Regions from separate parts of the Homo sapiens genome. Here region 2 is linked to region 1. A link is a loop called in an ENCODE intact Hi-C map of the cell type or tissue named here. Cell type or tissue: mesothelial cell of epicardium. All regions are shown on one strand. Each heading gives the region's core, and the rest is flanking DNA. Links, peaks and the distances in the headings are about the cores only.

The links. Hi-C counts contacts between places; a loop is a spot of excess contacts. Peaks named below come from ENCODE experiments on the same cell type or tissue, not always from the same donor. Only the 100,000 strongest peaks of a DNase experiment are listed, where the experiment ranks them.
Region 2: a loop joins it to region 1, with 19 times the contacts of the local background. A loop is called at or near these places in 1 of 110 quality-filtered maps.

The regions. Positions count from the first base shown.
Region 1 is chr22:30,538,444-30,546,908 of GRCh38, reverse strand. SEC14L6 (SEC14 like lipid binding 6) reads left to right here and starts at 168. Exons shown (of 12, transcript NM_001193336.4): 1 at 168-280; 2 at 8,007-8,082. The coding sequence starts at 227. It also overlaps the pseudogene SIRPAP1. RefSeq lists an enhancer at 3,313-4,305. In mesothelial cell of epicardium, for the core only: no CTCF peak of the experiment used is centred there; DNase peaks (open chromatin) are centred at 3,930, 4,348 and 4,729.
Region 2 is chr22:29,541,789-29,547,294 of GRCh38, reverse strand. THOC5 (THO complex subunit 5) reads left to right here. Exons shown (of 20, transcript NM_003678.5): 3 at 2,692-2,835; 4 at 3,753-3,866; 5 at 4,339-4,436. Among named protein-coding and RNA genes, the nearest start is that of THOC5, 9.2 kb to the left of the region's middle. In mesothelial cell of epicardium, for the core only: no CTCF peak of the experiment used is centred there; no DNase peak of the experiment used is centred there.

The sequences.
Region 1 (8,465 bases), core at 2,198-6,197:
CGCTGTCCTAATTTTGCAAGTGAGGATGTGAACCCAGGGCAGGCTGAATCCAGGGCCCCATGCCTGAGGCACCTAGTAAGGAATGAGCCCCACCTGTTGCCCTGAGGCTCACAGGAAGTAGTGGGATTTCTGGGTGGTGATAAATGTGGGCATGGCTACCAGCTGGCAAAAGGCAGGCCACCTGGAGGGAGCCACAGAGTGGAGCCTGGACCCATTCATGGGCAGCATGAGTGGACAAGTGGGTGACCTGAGCCCATCGCAGGAGAAGTCGCTGGCCCAGGTGAGTGAAGGGAGAGACTCCTACACCAGCCTCAGTTTCTCCTTCTGCCACGGGGAAGGGCAGGACTCAAGGTCCCTGAGTTTCTTCTGAACTCTCCAGCTCTGGGTCTCTTCCCAACCCTGAGGGGCTTGGTAGCCAGAGGCTACACCAGCACTAACCAATAGAAATACCACGCCACCACAAACGCAAGCCACATAGGTCATTTGAAATTTTCTTTCTTCCTTTTTTTTTTTTTTTTTTTTTTTGAGACGGAGTTTCGCTCTTGTTGCCCAGGTTGGAGTACAACGGCACAATCTTGGCTCACTGCAACTTCTGCCTTCTGGGTTCAAGCAATTCTCCTGCCCTAGCCTCCGGAGTAGCTGGGATTACAGGCACCTGCTACCACGCCTGGCTAATTTTTGTATGTTAGTAGAGATGGGGTTTTAACCACGTTGGTCAGGCTGGTCTGGAATTCCTGATCTCAGGTGATCCACCCACCTTGGCCTCCCAGAGTGCTGGGATTACAGGCATGAGCCACCATGCCCGGCCTTTTTGAAATTTTCTAGTAGCTCCATTAAAGAACTAAAAAGAGGCTGGGCGCTGTGGCTCATGCCTGTAATCCCAACACTTTGGGAGGCTGAGGTGGATGGATCATTTGAGGTCAGGAGTTTGAGACCAGCCTGGGCAACAGGGTGAAACCCTGTGGCAGGAGAATCGTTTGAACCCAGGAGGTGGAGGTTGCAGTGGGCCAAGATTCTGCCACTGCACTCCAGCCTGGGAGACAGAGCAAGACTATGTCTCAAAAACAAAACAAAAACAAAAACAAAACAAAACAAAACAAAAAAAACCTAAAAAGAAACAATTGAAGTAAAGTTTAATGATGTATTAACTTCAATATATAATCTAATCAATATAAAAACAACTGGTCTGGTGCAGTAGCTCGGGCCTATAATCCCCGCACTTTGAGGCGGGAGGATCACTGGAGCCCAGGAGTTCTGGCAACATAGCAAGAACACATCTTTACAAAAAATTAAAAAATTAGCAACATAGGGAGACCCCATCTCTAAAAACAACAACAACAACAACAAATAGCTGGGTGTGGTGGCCCATGCCTGTAGTCCCAGCTACTCGGGAGGCTGAGGTGGGAGGATGGATTGAGCCTAGGAGGTCGAGACTGCGGTGAGCCAACATCGTGCCACTGCACTCCAGCCTGGGCAACAGAGCTAGACCCTGTTTCAAAAAAAAAAAAAATGAGTGTTTTGAGGGGATACTGAGTCTTTGGAATCCTGTGTATTTTACACTCACAGCAGACCTCAGTTCAAACTAGCCACATTTTAAGAATTTGTGGCTACCATATTGGACAGGGCTGGTGAAGGCTGCTGGCCTGCTGGGGAGGCTGCATTGGCAGGTCACGTCCTCAGCTATGAGCTGGAGGAGGCAGGAACAGGGTGCATTTTCGTCTCTAGCCTGGGAGGAGTCCCTTGAAGGTCCTTAGGGTCTTTCCTTCGTGGTCGCACACGGCAAGCTTGGGGTCCAGGAAGACTCACACGGTTCCATGAGCATGGAGGCAACGACGGGTCCTTGGAGGTCTCGATTCCTGCCATCATAGGGTTTTGCATGGGGTAGGTGGTGTATGCGGGGTGGGAGGTGCCGGGATGGGGTTCCCGGGGCAAAGAAGGGTGGCGACCGGGCGCTGGAGTGGACTTTCTTTTTTTCACGTTGTTGTTGTTTTAAGAAAAAAACAAAACAAAACACCACAGATCAAGTTTTCTAACACCTCAGTTTCAAGATTGCACGTTTCACATTTCTCAGTAATTTACAGGCACCCACAGCGAGATGTTGCTTAGTGCTAGCTGGAGGGGCAAGCTCAGGTCTAGAAGGGAGAGATGCGTCCGGGTGGAGCAACACAGTTGGGCCCCAGGGAGTCTTGGAGGGACCTGAGGAAGCGGAGGGTTTTGTCTCCAGTCCTTTGGGAGGGATCCTCTCCTCCTCCAGGACTCATGGCTCTTTAGCCTAGGGATGGGGGAGGCCAGGACTGTTGGCAGCAACCTCACCAGGTCTGGATATGGGTTCCAGAGTTTTTTTCCAGCTTTTCCATGGAAGTGGTAGTTTGATCTAAAGGGGAAATCTTCCCCACTCAAGCCCCAGTTGAGGGGTGGTGGTGGTGGTGGTGGAGGTCAGGGGAGGTGGGATTTTCTCCTCCCCACCCTGGAAGATCAGGCTTCGGAGCATCGGGGAGGTAGTCAAGGGTCTTCAAAACCCACATGGTGATGGACGGAGGCACAAGAGTTCTTGGACCCCAGGCAGTTCTGGCCGCTTCCCAGGTCGGTTCCCTGGCTGGTTTGGCAACGTCAGCCTCCAGGTGTGTGGCAATGTGGGGAGAGGGGGCCGTGGCTGCTGGAGAGCCAAGGAGGGGTGGGGAGAGAAGAGCCACCCTGGCCCCTGGGTCCCAGAGCCTGCACCGCCCCAGCCCTCCGGGAACTGGGCTGGCTGTGCTCATCATGGCGGCTCCTTGTGGGACAAGGAAGAGCATGGAGATGGGTGCTAGAGCAAACCACGGTCCCATTCACTTCCTCGGGACCTGGATGCTGGCATACTCTGAGAAGGACAGCTCGGGCTTGGGGGCCAGCTGCTTGGGGGTCCGGTTGAGGTGCACCATGTCCAGGTCAGCATAGGTGAGGGTGTCCTCCGACGCAGGCTGCAGGCTGGTCTGAATGCTGGCATACTCTGTGTGGTTGTTGGGCTCCGCGGCCCGGGGAGCAGGCTTCTTCCCCTTGGGCAGGTTCAGGTCCGCATATGTGATATCATTTGTGTCCTGGGTTATTTTTCTGGCATTCTTCTCGGGTTCATGCAACCTTGTAGAAGAAGTGGAGCCCTGGGCTTTCTTCTGTCTGATTCGGACGAGGTAGAGAGCCTCCATCAGTAGGGCCACCAGCAAGGTGCACACCACGCCCACCACAATATAGATGTTCTGTTCATTAGGTCCAGTGTTCTCAGCGGCGGTATTTGAGCTCTGCTCCTTCAGGTGGGCTGAGACCTTCAGGTCATGGCTTTTGCTGACCGCTGACTGCCCGTCATGCTCCACCTGGCAGGTGAGCTTCACATCATCCCTGTGGGCAGATACATTCACCAGGAGCCAGCTCATCCAGTTGTAGGTGCCATCCTTGTTCTCTGTAAGAGTTGAGGCCGTTTCTGTCCGGGACACATTGCCGTTCTCCAACCAGGTCAACTGTAGTCTCTGGGGGTAGAATTTCGTCACCTGGCAGGTGATATTCACCTGGTTCTCTGCCCTCATGGGCTGTTGAGTAACCTCCAAGGTGGGTGGAACTTGGATAGTCTCAGACAAGTTGGCAGTCCCACGAAAAGAGTCCCCCCGCAAGGTGACGTGGGCCACCTCGCAGATGACTTGAGAGTGAATGTCCCCGCGGGTCAGCACCACATTGGCTGTGCTGTGGATGCTGTAGGACACGCTCTCTCTTGCGGGGTCCACGTTGGTCTGGAAGTCTGAGAGCTGATTCCCATTTTTGAACCATTTCAGGCTGATGTCTCTGGGTGAGAAGCCATGAGACTCGCAGGTGAAGCTCACTGTGTGGTCAGGTGTGGCCCTCGCTGCGGGGCCCGATACCACGGGGGCAGAGGGTTTGGCACGCACAGACAGCTCAGTGCCTGCTCCAGACTTCAACTCCACGTCAGGGCTCCCTTTCTGGAACTTCACACAGTAGTAGGTGCCGGCATCTGCTGGGGTGATGTTACTGATGCAGATGGAAAAGTCCATGTTGGTTCTCTTTGTGAGATCTGAAACAGTTGTTACCCGGGGGAAGTGGCCTTCTTTTTGATGGTAGATTAATTTCCGGCCTGGTCCAGCTCCTCTGAACCGTTGGATGGGCCCCACAGGGTTCAGGGAGGTCACAGTGCACTGCAGAGCGGCCGACTCTCCAGCTGCAACTGATACAGACTTCTCAGGCTGAATCACCTGCAGCTCCTCCTCACCCGCCACTCCTGACCAGGCGCAGGACGCGGGGAGCAGCAGGCAGAGCAGCGGCCCGAGGCGGCCGGGGACCGGCCCGCGGGCTCCATGGGCCGCGGCTACGCCGCCCGCGAGGGCTGGAAGGCACTAGAAGCGCCGCCGGGGCTGCCCAGAGGCCGGGTCCCCGCTCCACTTTGCGCAAACTTGTTTTTCTGAGGTCAGCGCTGCGAGCTGGCTACATCGTCCTCTTAAGGTGGCCTGGGGAAGTTGCGGCCGACCTCCCCTCGCCTCCGGACTCCGGCCGCGCGGCTACTCCCGCTTCCCACTGGCGAGAGGCTGGAGGCGGCGAAGGAGTCGGGGAGTGGAGGCGCGGGGGTGGGGGGGTGTCTGCCTTTTAACCCTCCCCAAGAGGTCGTGCCTCTGAGCCCCAAAGCTGAAGGCCCCTCTTGGGGGTGGGTGCGGGCCGGAGGGGACCGATCCTTTCAGAGCCGTGCCGAGGTGAAGGAAAAGCTGGAGTGGACTTTCTGGTAGGGTCGCGAGACGGATGGGGAGGGTCGCGGTGTGGGCAGGGTGGGGCCCAGGTCCAGGCTGGGGACGGGGTCTGAGCCGGGCGTCCCCGCCCACCGGCCTGCCCTTTCGCGTCCTGCCCTTCGGTGCCAAGAACAGGCACAATTTCTCCTGTGCCTGTTCTTGGTTTTCTTCCTCAAGGTAGTGTGTGTAAAGCTGTGTGTTGGTAACTTGACCCATTTCCTTAGAAAATGGCTGAATGTGTTGCTGATGTATAGCAATACCAGATAATTTGTTTTTTGTCCATGAGAGTGAACAGGAAATTTATTTATTCATTTATTTGGAGACAGGGTCTCACTCTATCACCTAGGCTGGAGTGTAGTGGTGAGAACATGGCTGACTGCAGCCTCAAACTCCTGGGCTCAAGCAACCCTCCCACCTCAGCCTCCTGAGTAGCTGGGACTACAGGCACGCACACCACACCCAGCTAATTTTTAACTTTTTTTTTTTTCTTTTTTGAGATGGAGTCTGGCTCTGTCACCCAGGCTGGAGTGCAGTGATGTGATCTTGGCTCACTTCAGCCTCTGCCTACCAGGTTCAAATGACTCTCTGCCTCAGCGTCCTGAGTAGCTGGGATCACAGGCGTGTGCCACCATACCTGGCTAATCTTTGTATTTTTAGTAGAGACGGGGTTTTGCCATGTTGGCCAGACTAGTCTCGAACTCCTGGCCTCAAGTGATCCACCCACCTCGGCTTCCCAAAGTATTGGGATTACAGGCGTGAGCCACTCCTATCAGCCAGAACAGTTTTTATTTCTCTTTGATGAAAAGCAATTAAACACCATTCATACCTTAATAAAGCTGGGAGGGGAGTATGATTAAAATCTAGCTTAAGGATGATTGTGGCCTTTAGAAGTTGTGTTTCTTAGTATCCAAGAAGATGATTATAAAAATAAAATTAAAAAATAAATAAAAATTTTTTTAAAAGTTGTGTTTCTTGAATTGTATGAATCTTTTAAAAAGAAAACAAAGTATAAACAAAGCTAGGGGAAAAGTCTTACAAGTTGTTCAAGTGTGAATTCGCATCTGATTATATCCCCATAAAGCTGTTAGTTTTAATTAAAAAAAAGTTCAAGTAATTGAATTTTTTTTTTTTTTGAGATGTAGTCTCACCCTGTTGCCCAGGCTGGAGTGCAGTGGTGCAATCTCAGCTCACTGCAGCCTCCGCTCTCTGGGTTCAAGCAATTCTTGTGCCTCAGCCTCCTGAGTAGCTTTGATTACAGGCGCCTGCCACCACGCCCAGCTAATTTTTGTATTTTTAGTAGAGATGGGGTTTCACCGTGTTGGCAAGGCTGATCTCGAACTCCTGGCCTCAAGTGATCTGCCCGCCTTGGCCTCCCAAAGTTCTGGGATTACAGGTATGAGCCACTGCACCCAGCCAATTGATTTTTTTTTTTTTTTGAGACAGGGTCTTGATTTATTGCCCAGGCTGGAGTGCAGTGACATGATCTCAGCTCACTGCAATCTGTGCCTCCTGGGTTCAAGCGATTCTCCCACCACAGCCTCCCAAGTAGCTGGGACTACAGGCGTGCGCCACCACACCTGGCTAATTATTGTATTTTTTGTGGTAATGAGGTTTCACCTTGATGCCCAGGGTGGTCTCAAACTCCTGAGCTCAAGCAATCCACCTGCCTCGGCTGGCCAAAGTGCTGGGATTACAGGTGTGAGCCACCTCACCTGGCCAAGTAATTGATCTTAATGCCCATGAGTTCAAAATACAATACTCAAAAAAAAAAAAAAAAAAAAAAAGGAACAAAAAGGAGGGGCAGTGTTCTGCATCAGGAAAAGGACATTCTGCTTAGACCTGAGATAACCCTCTTAAAAGACAATTGAAGTCAGAAATTGAAATAAAAATTGCTCATGTTGGCTAAGAAGGCGCATCACCATTTCCAGCCTCAGTTTCCTCACTTAGCGAATTGGTATAATGGCAGTGTCATGTCAGGATTCATTTAAGGCTTAGCCCAAGGCCAAACCCTCTTTCATATTCCTTTAGACAAAGGTTATCAGTCCATTTTTGGTGGGGGGCCAAGGAAAGTCTTTTGAGGATCCATCTGGGGCCCAAAGAGAATAAGACCCAGAGAGAGGGGAGTGACTCAGGCAAGGCCACAGTGGGACCTGCTGACTCTTTGTCCGGTGCTCTTTTCCTTACCATATTCATCAGTGTTGGAGGCTGGCTTTAGCCTACAGTCAATGACATCCACCCAGGAGTGGCCTCTCAGCTCTCAGACCCTGCAGGGTGGGCCCAGGGCCAGCTGAACTGTCCTAACCAACTCCCAGGCCAGGTCAAGCCACCCCTCACTTGGGCGTGGCTGATGGGTGCCAAACCATGTCTTTACATTGAAGGCTTCTAAGTCACAGTCCATCATTTCAACCCTAACCTATCAGGTACACAGCTCAGCCCTGCTTAAGTGTGGGAGGGAACGGTCAAAGACAAAATTAAGACAAATTCAGTTTAAAGATCTCAATTATCTTTATTGCAATTCTAGAATCAGGCAACTGGCTCTGCCACTCACTGGCTGTGTGACACTAGGCAAGTTGCTCAACCTCTCTGAGCCTCAGACTCTGTGCACTTTATCCTCCCACCTGACCTGGCCTGAAGGCTTCCTAAGGATGAAGATCAGGGCACTAAAGAGGGCCCCTCCCTGCCCCCACATCCCTGAGTCAGGCTTGTAAAGCTTCTCTGTGTTTAATCCACATTTAATTCTCTCTGATGTTTAGTGTAGTAGGTTCTTTTTTTTTGAGACAAAGTCTCACTCTTGTCCCCCAGGCTGGAGTGCAATGGTGGGATCTCGGCTCACTGCAACCTCCGCCTCCTGGGTTTAAGCGATTCTCCTGCCTCAGCCTCCTGAGTAGCTGGGATTACAGGCACCTGCCACCACGCCCGGCTAATTTTTGTATTTTTAGTACAGACAGGGTTTCACCATGTTGGCCAGGCTGGTCTCAAACTCCTGACCTCAGGTGATCCTCCCACCTCTGCCTCCCAAAGTGCTGGGATTACAGGCGTGAGCCACCGCGCCTGGCCTGTAGTTGGTTCTTTATATCATCCCATTTTCAAGACGGAGGAAACAAACTGTTATGGCTTGACCCGGACCCTGATCCTCCCAGCCCGAGTGGGACCTCTTCACTCAGACATCCCCTTCCTCAAGGACAGTTGAGACCTGCAGGACCGAGGGTGGTTGGCCTCTGACCCAGGTCTCTCCCTGTCTGTCCTCAGTTCCGGGAGAACATCCAAGATGTGCTATCTGCGCTGCCCAATCCTGATGACTACTTCCTCCTGCGCTGGCTCCAAGGTAAGGATAGAGCGTGGGGCTGGGGTAGGGTCAATGGCATGAAAGAGGAGTGTATTTGGTATCTATTGAGTGTATCAAATTACTCCAAAACATAGCCATTTAAAACAACTGCAAACATTTATTATCTCTCGTGATTTCTGTGGCCAGGAATTATGGAAAGGCTTAGTGGGGTGTTTCTGACTCAGGGTCTCTCATGAGGTTGCAGTCAAGATACCCATCGGGGATGCAGTCATCTGAAGGTTTGATTGGGACAGGAGGATCTGCTTCCAAGGTGTCAAACATAGTTGGCAAGTCTGTGCTCGCTGTTGGCAGGAGGCTTCAGTTCTTCCTCACAGGGCCTGCTCAAGCATCCTCACAACATGGCAGTTGGCTTCCCGCCATAA
Region 2 (5,506 bases), core at 1-4,000, 1.0 Mb after region 1:
CTGCAGCAAAGGTGACTCTTGTGTTTTAGCAAAGAGACTGAAAACATTTGCCCCTGCCTTAGAGATTTGTGGAACTTTGAACTTGAGAGAGAGGATTTAGGGTATCTGGTGGAGGAAATTTCTAAGTAGCAAACCATTCAAAAGGTGACAGGGCCATGTGCAGTGGCTCACGCCTATAATCCTAGCACTTTGGGAGGCCGAGGCAGGTGAACCACTTGAGGTCAGGAGTTTGAGACCAGCCTGGCCAACATGGCAAAACCCTATCTCTACTAAAAATACAATAAAAATTAGCCAGACATGGTGGTGGGCCCCTGTAATCCCAGCTACTTGGGAGGCTGAGGCAGGAGAATCGCTTGAACCCGGGAGGCAGAAGTTGCAGTGAGCTGAGATTGCGCCATTGCACTCCAGCCTGAGCAACAAGAGCAAGACCTTGTCTCAAAAAAAAAAAAAAGAAGTGACTTGGGTACTGTTAAAAGCATTCCATTTTAAAAGGAAAACAGAGCATAAAAGTTTGGAAAATTTGTAGCCTGATGACACAGTAGAAAAGAAAAACCCGGCTGGGCACGGTGGCTCACGCTTGTAATCCCAGCACTTTGGGAGGCCGAGCTGGGTGGATCACTTGAGGTCAGAAGTTCGAGACCAGCCTGGGCAACATGGTGAAACCCCATCTCTACTAAAAATACAGAAATTAGCCGGGCCTGGTGGCAGGTGCCTGTAATCCCAGCTACCCACTGTAATCTCCAAGCCTGAGGCAGGAGAATTGCCTGAACCTGGGAGGCAGAGGTTGCAGTGAACTGAGATCATGCCACTGCACTCCAGCCTGGGCGACAAGACCGAGACTCTGTCTCAAAAAATAAAAATAAAAAATAAAAAAAGGAAAGAAAAACCCATTTTTTGCGGAGAAATTCAAGTTGGTTGCAGAAATTTGCATAAGTAGCAAGGAGCCTAATGTTAATCCCCGTGGGGGATTAACACCATGGGGAAAGCGTCTCCAGGCCATGTCAGAGACCTCACGGCAGCCCCTTCCCTCACAGGCCCAGAGGCCCAGGAGGAAAAAGTGGTTTTCTGGGCCAGGCCCAGGGTCCCTGTGCTATATGCAGCCTAGGGACTTGGTGCCCTGTGTCCCAGCCAGTCCAGGCATGGCTGAAAGGGGCCAATCTAGAGCTTGGCCTGTGGCTCAGAGGGTGGAAGCCCCAAGCTTTGGCAGCTTCCAAGTGGTGTTAAGCCTGTGGGTGCACAGAAGTCAAGAATTGAGGTTTGGGAACCTCCGCCTGGATTTCAGAAGATGTACGGAAACACCTGGATGCCCAGGCAAAAGTTTGCTGCTGGCGCGCTCATGGAGAACCCCTGCTAGGGCAGTGTGGAAGGGAAATGTGGGGTCAGAGCCCCCACACAGTCCCTACTGAGGCACTGCCTAGTAGAGCTGTGAGAAGAGGGCCACCGTCCCTTCAGACCCTAGAATGGTAGATCCACGAACGGCTTGCACCATGCACCTGAAAAAGCTGCAGACACTCAATGCCAGCCCATGAAAGCAGCCAGGAGGGAGGGAGACTGTACCCTGCAAAGCCACAGGGGTGGAGCTGCCCAAGACCATGGGAAGCCACCTTTTGCATCAGCTTGACCTGGATGTGAGACCTGGAGTCAAAGGAGATAATTTTGGAGCTTTAAAATTTCACTGCCCTACTGGATTTTGGTCTTGCATGGGCCCTGTAACGCCTTTGTTTTGGCCAATTTCTCCCATTTGGAATGGCTATATTTACCCCCACTGTATCTACGAAGTAACTAGCTTGCTTTTGATTTTACAGGCTCATAGGCGGAAGGGGCTTGCCTTGTCTCAGATGAGATTTTGGACTATGGACTTTTGGGTTAATGCTGAAATGAGTTAAGACTTTGGGCGACTGTTGGGAAGGCATGATTGGTTTTGAAATGTGAGGACATGAGATTCGGAGGGGCCAGGGGCGGAATGATATGGTTTGGGATTTAAATCTCAACTTGAATTGTATTTCCCAGAATTGCCACATGTTGTGGGAGGGACCCAGAGGGAGGTAATTGCATCATGGGGGCCAGTCTTTCCCGTGCTATTCTCATGATAGTGAATAAGTCTCACGACATCTGATGGGTTTATAAGGGGTTTCTGCTTTTGCTTCCTCCTCATTTTTCTCTTGCCGCCGCCACATAAGAAGTGCCTTTCACCTCTCGCCATGATTCTGAGGCCTCCCCAGCTATGTGGGACTGTAAGTCCAATTAAACCTCTTTTTGTTCCCAGTTTCAGGTGTGTCTTTATTGGCAGCGTGAAAATGGACTAATGCAGATGGGAAGTTGCACTTAACAGCACGGACAGTATGATCCCGTTTTGTTTACAAATAAAATGTTTATTTATCCACAATCTTCACTCAGTTTCGGACTGAGAGGCGAAATTATAGGCAATTTTTCCATTTTCTTTTTGATACTCCTCTGTATATTCTGAATCTTTGATACCAGGCATGCATTACTCTGCAATCAGAAAGCAAAAGAGGTTTCTATTTTGAAGAGAAGAAAAGCATTTAATTTAAGGACCAGATCTTTTAGAGACCTGACTGAGGCTTCATTGTTACTGTTTTTATCTAAAAGGAGATGTCAGCCAAGTGTCCCTGATCCCAGCAGGGAGACTTTTACCCCATGCACACAGAGCCTTTATCCTTACCTCTACAGGAAGGTAAATACTACAGTGAGGAGGCCGAGGTGGATCTGCGGGACCCTGGCAGAGACTATGAGTTATACAAGTACACCTGCCAGGAGCTACAGAGGCTGATGGCTGAGATCCAAGACCTGAAGAGCAGGGGTGGCAAGGATGTGGTAAGGAGTGGGACCAGGTGGCCGTGAACCTGGTGGGTTTACATAGATGAGGCTGTTTTTGCACCTACCAGGGCCCTTCCTGATCTTGATCTTCTGTCCTAGCCATGATCAGGTGATTGGAGCCTGAGGGCTCCCAAAACCTGTGAATTTATTGGAACTTCTTATCACCATTCAGTCACCAATTACAGGAATGAAAGTACAGGATAATTAATTTTTTCCCTACTAATTTGATCATTCATCCAATTAATATTTATTAAGTGCCAGGCATTTTGCTAGGTGTTGAGAAATGATGGTACTTATACATTTGCTTGATACAAAGATGGATGTGTACAAGTAAATTGTAGATACCAAAAATGAAATTATCATTAATAGTAAATGAATAAATGAGGTTTTAGGGGCAGAGAAATTAAACAATGTGACTAAAAACTCGATAGATAAGTTTTTTAAAATCCATTTTTTCCCCCAGGAATCTCACGTATTTGTGCTTATGCTGACAAGTTTTGTTAGAATTATTGCATTCAATCTATTCTAGCCAAGCTTTATGGCTATAATTCTGTTATTTTCCATTTAAGTTATCCTGTAATGTTATTTATAGAGGTCAAATTTTATGACAAGATGTTACTATTGCTGGGATCTCTGTGTAGGATCTGTAGAGATAGATTGTGCCTTTGCTGCCCTTATTCCATCTTCAATTCCTGTTACTCTAGTCCAAGCAGAAATTACTTTTTTTTGCCCGAGATTCTTAATCATTTTCCTTATACAATCATCCTCTTATTTTCTTCATGACCCTTCTCATGGTTCTGAGCTCCCTCCGGTGCCGTTTTTGGCCCCAGATGAGGATGGGTCAGTGGTGAAGGACTGAAGGAAGCTGAGCTAGCCCTGTCGTCAGTGGGCTTTACTGTTTTCTTTGCCCACAGGCAATAGAAATAGAAGAACGGAGGATCCAGAGCTGTGTGCATTTCATGACTCTAAAGAAGCTTAACCGATTAGCCCACATCAGGTTGAAGAAAGGAAGAGATCAGACCCACGAGGTAGTAGTTAAAAGGTTTAATTTTAACCTTCCTCCTTCCTCCTCCCCATCCCCTTCTTTTTTTTTTTTTTTTTTTTTTTTTGAGACAGAGTCTCGTTCTGTCCCCCAGGCTAGAGTGCAGTGGCACGATCTCAGCTCACCACATCCTCTGCCTCCCAGCTTCAAGCGATTCTCCTGCCTCAGCCTCCTAAGTAGCTGGGATTACAGGCACCTCCCACCACCATGCCTGGCTAATTTTTGTATTTTTTAGTAGAGATGGGGTTTCACCTTGTTGGCCAGGCTTGTCTTGAACTCCTGAGCTCAGGTGATCCACTCGCCTCGGCCTCCCAAAGTGCTGGGATTACAGGCGTGAGCCACTGCACCCAGCCCCATCCCCTTCTTTATTCCCTTTACACCTTCTCTTAGTTTGCTGACCCTCTCCTCTGCTCCATCCTGACTTGCCCTGCTCACTTCTGATCGTATTTTCCTTTCAGGCTAAGCAGAAAGTAGATGCCTATCATCTGCAGCTCCAGAACCTGTTGTATGAGGTGATGCACCTACAGAAGGAGATCACCAAATGTTTGGAGTTTAAGTGAGTTTGGGAGGACAGGGCTTTGGCACATGTGGTCTTTCGGTAACTGCTTTTTCCCATGTAGCTCACTGTAAGTCTGTTTCTTTTTTTTTTTTGAGACGGAGTCTTGCCCTGTCACCCAGGCTGGAGTGCAGTGGCGCAATCTCAGCTCACTGCAACCTCCACCTCCCGGGTTCAAGCAATTCTCCTGCCTCAGCCTTCTGAGTAGCTGGGATTGCAGGCGCCCACCTCCACATCCAGCTAATTTTTGTATTTTTAGTAGAGACGGGGTTTTGCCATGTTGGCCAGGCTGTTCTCGAACTCCTGACCTCAGGTGGTCCTCCCGCCTCGGCCTCCCAAAGTGCTGGGATTACAGGCGTGAGCCACCGCTCCCAGCCTAAGTCTCTCTTTAAAAAGAAATCTGATGAGCTTAGAAAACTGTAGGATCTGGGAGAAGGGCAAATTGCAAGGGTGAATGTGGGAGAATTGCAAGCCGTGATTTCAGGCTGCATAAAGAACCTCAGAAGTCTCTCTGACCTTTTTGAGTTTTGAGCTCTGCACTTGGTAAAAAGCAGGTCTCTCTCCCTATCAGGGGTCTTTACATTACCAGTTTGATTTCTGGGCATGTTGTATGGGAGCAACTCACTTCCAGTCACATTCTTTTAACCTTTTGGCCCAGTTTTCCTTTCTGTAGTCCCAGCAGTTCATTTCTGCAAATGGATTTTATTCTTTGGAACCTGAATTTCTTGCTGCTTAGCTGCCTTCAGGTGAAGAAACTACAGTTTGTCAGTGTCCTTCCTCAAAACCAAGCTGAGAGATGAGAAGGAGGAAGGAGTAAACGGGAAGAGAAGGGGAAGTGTTCTCACTTGATCAGACCTGTTTATGCAAACTGAAAGCAGCTTTTATCTGTAACAAACTTGACATATGCAGGGGCCCTATTAGACATTGGGTCCAGGATATATATATATATATATATATATATATATTTTTTTTTTTTTTTTTTTTTTTTTTTTTTTTTGGAGATGGAGTCTTGCTCTGTCGCCCAGGCTGGAGTGCAGTGGCGTGATCTCGGCTCACTGCAAGCTCCGCCT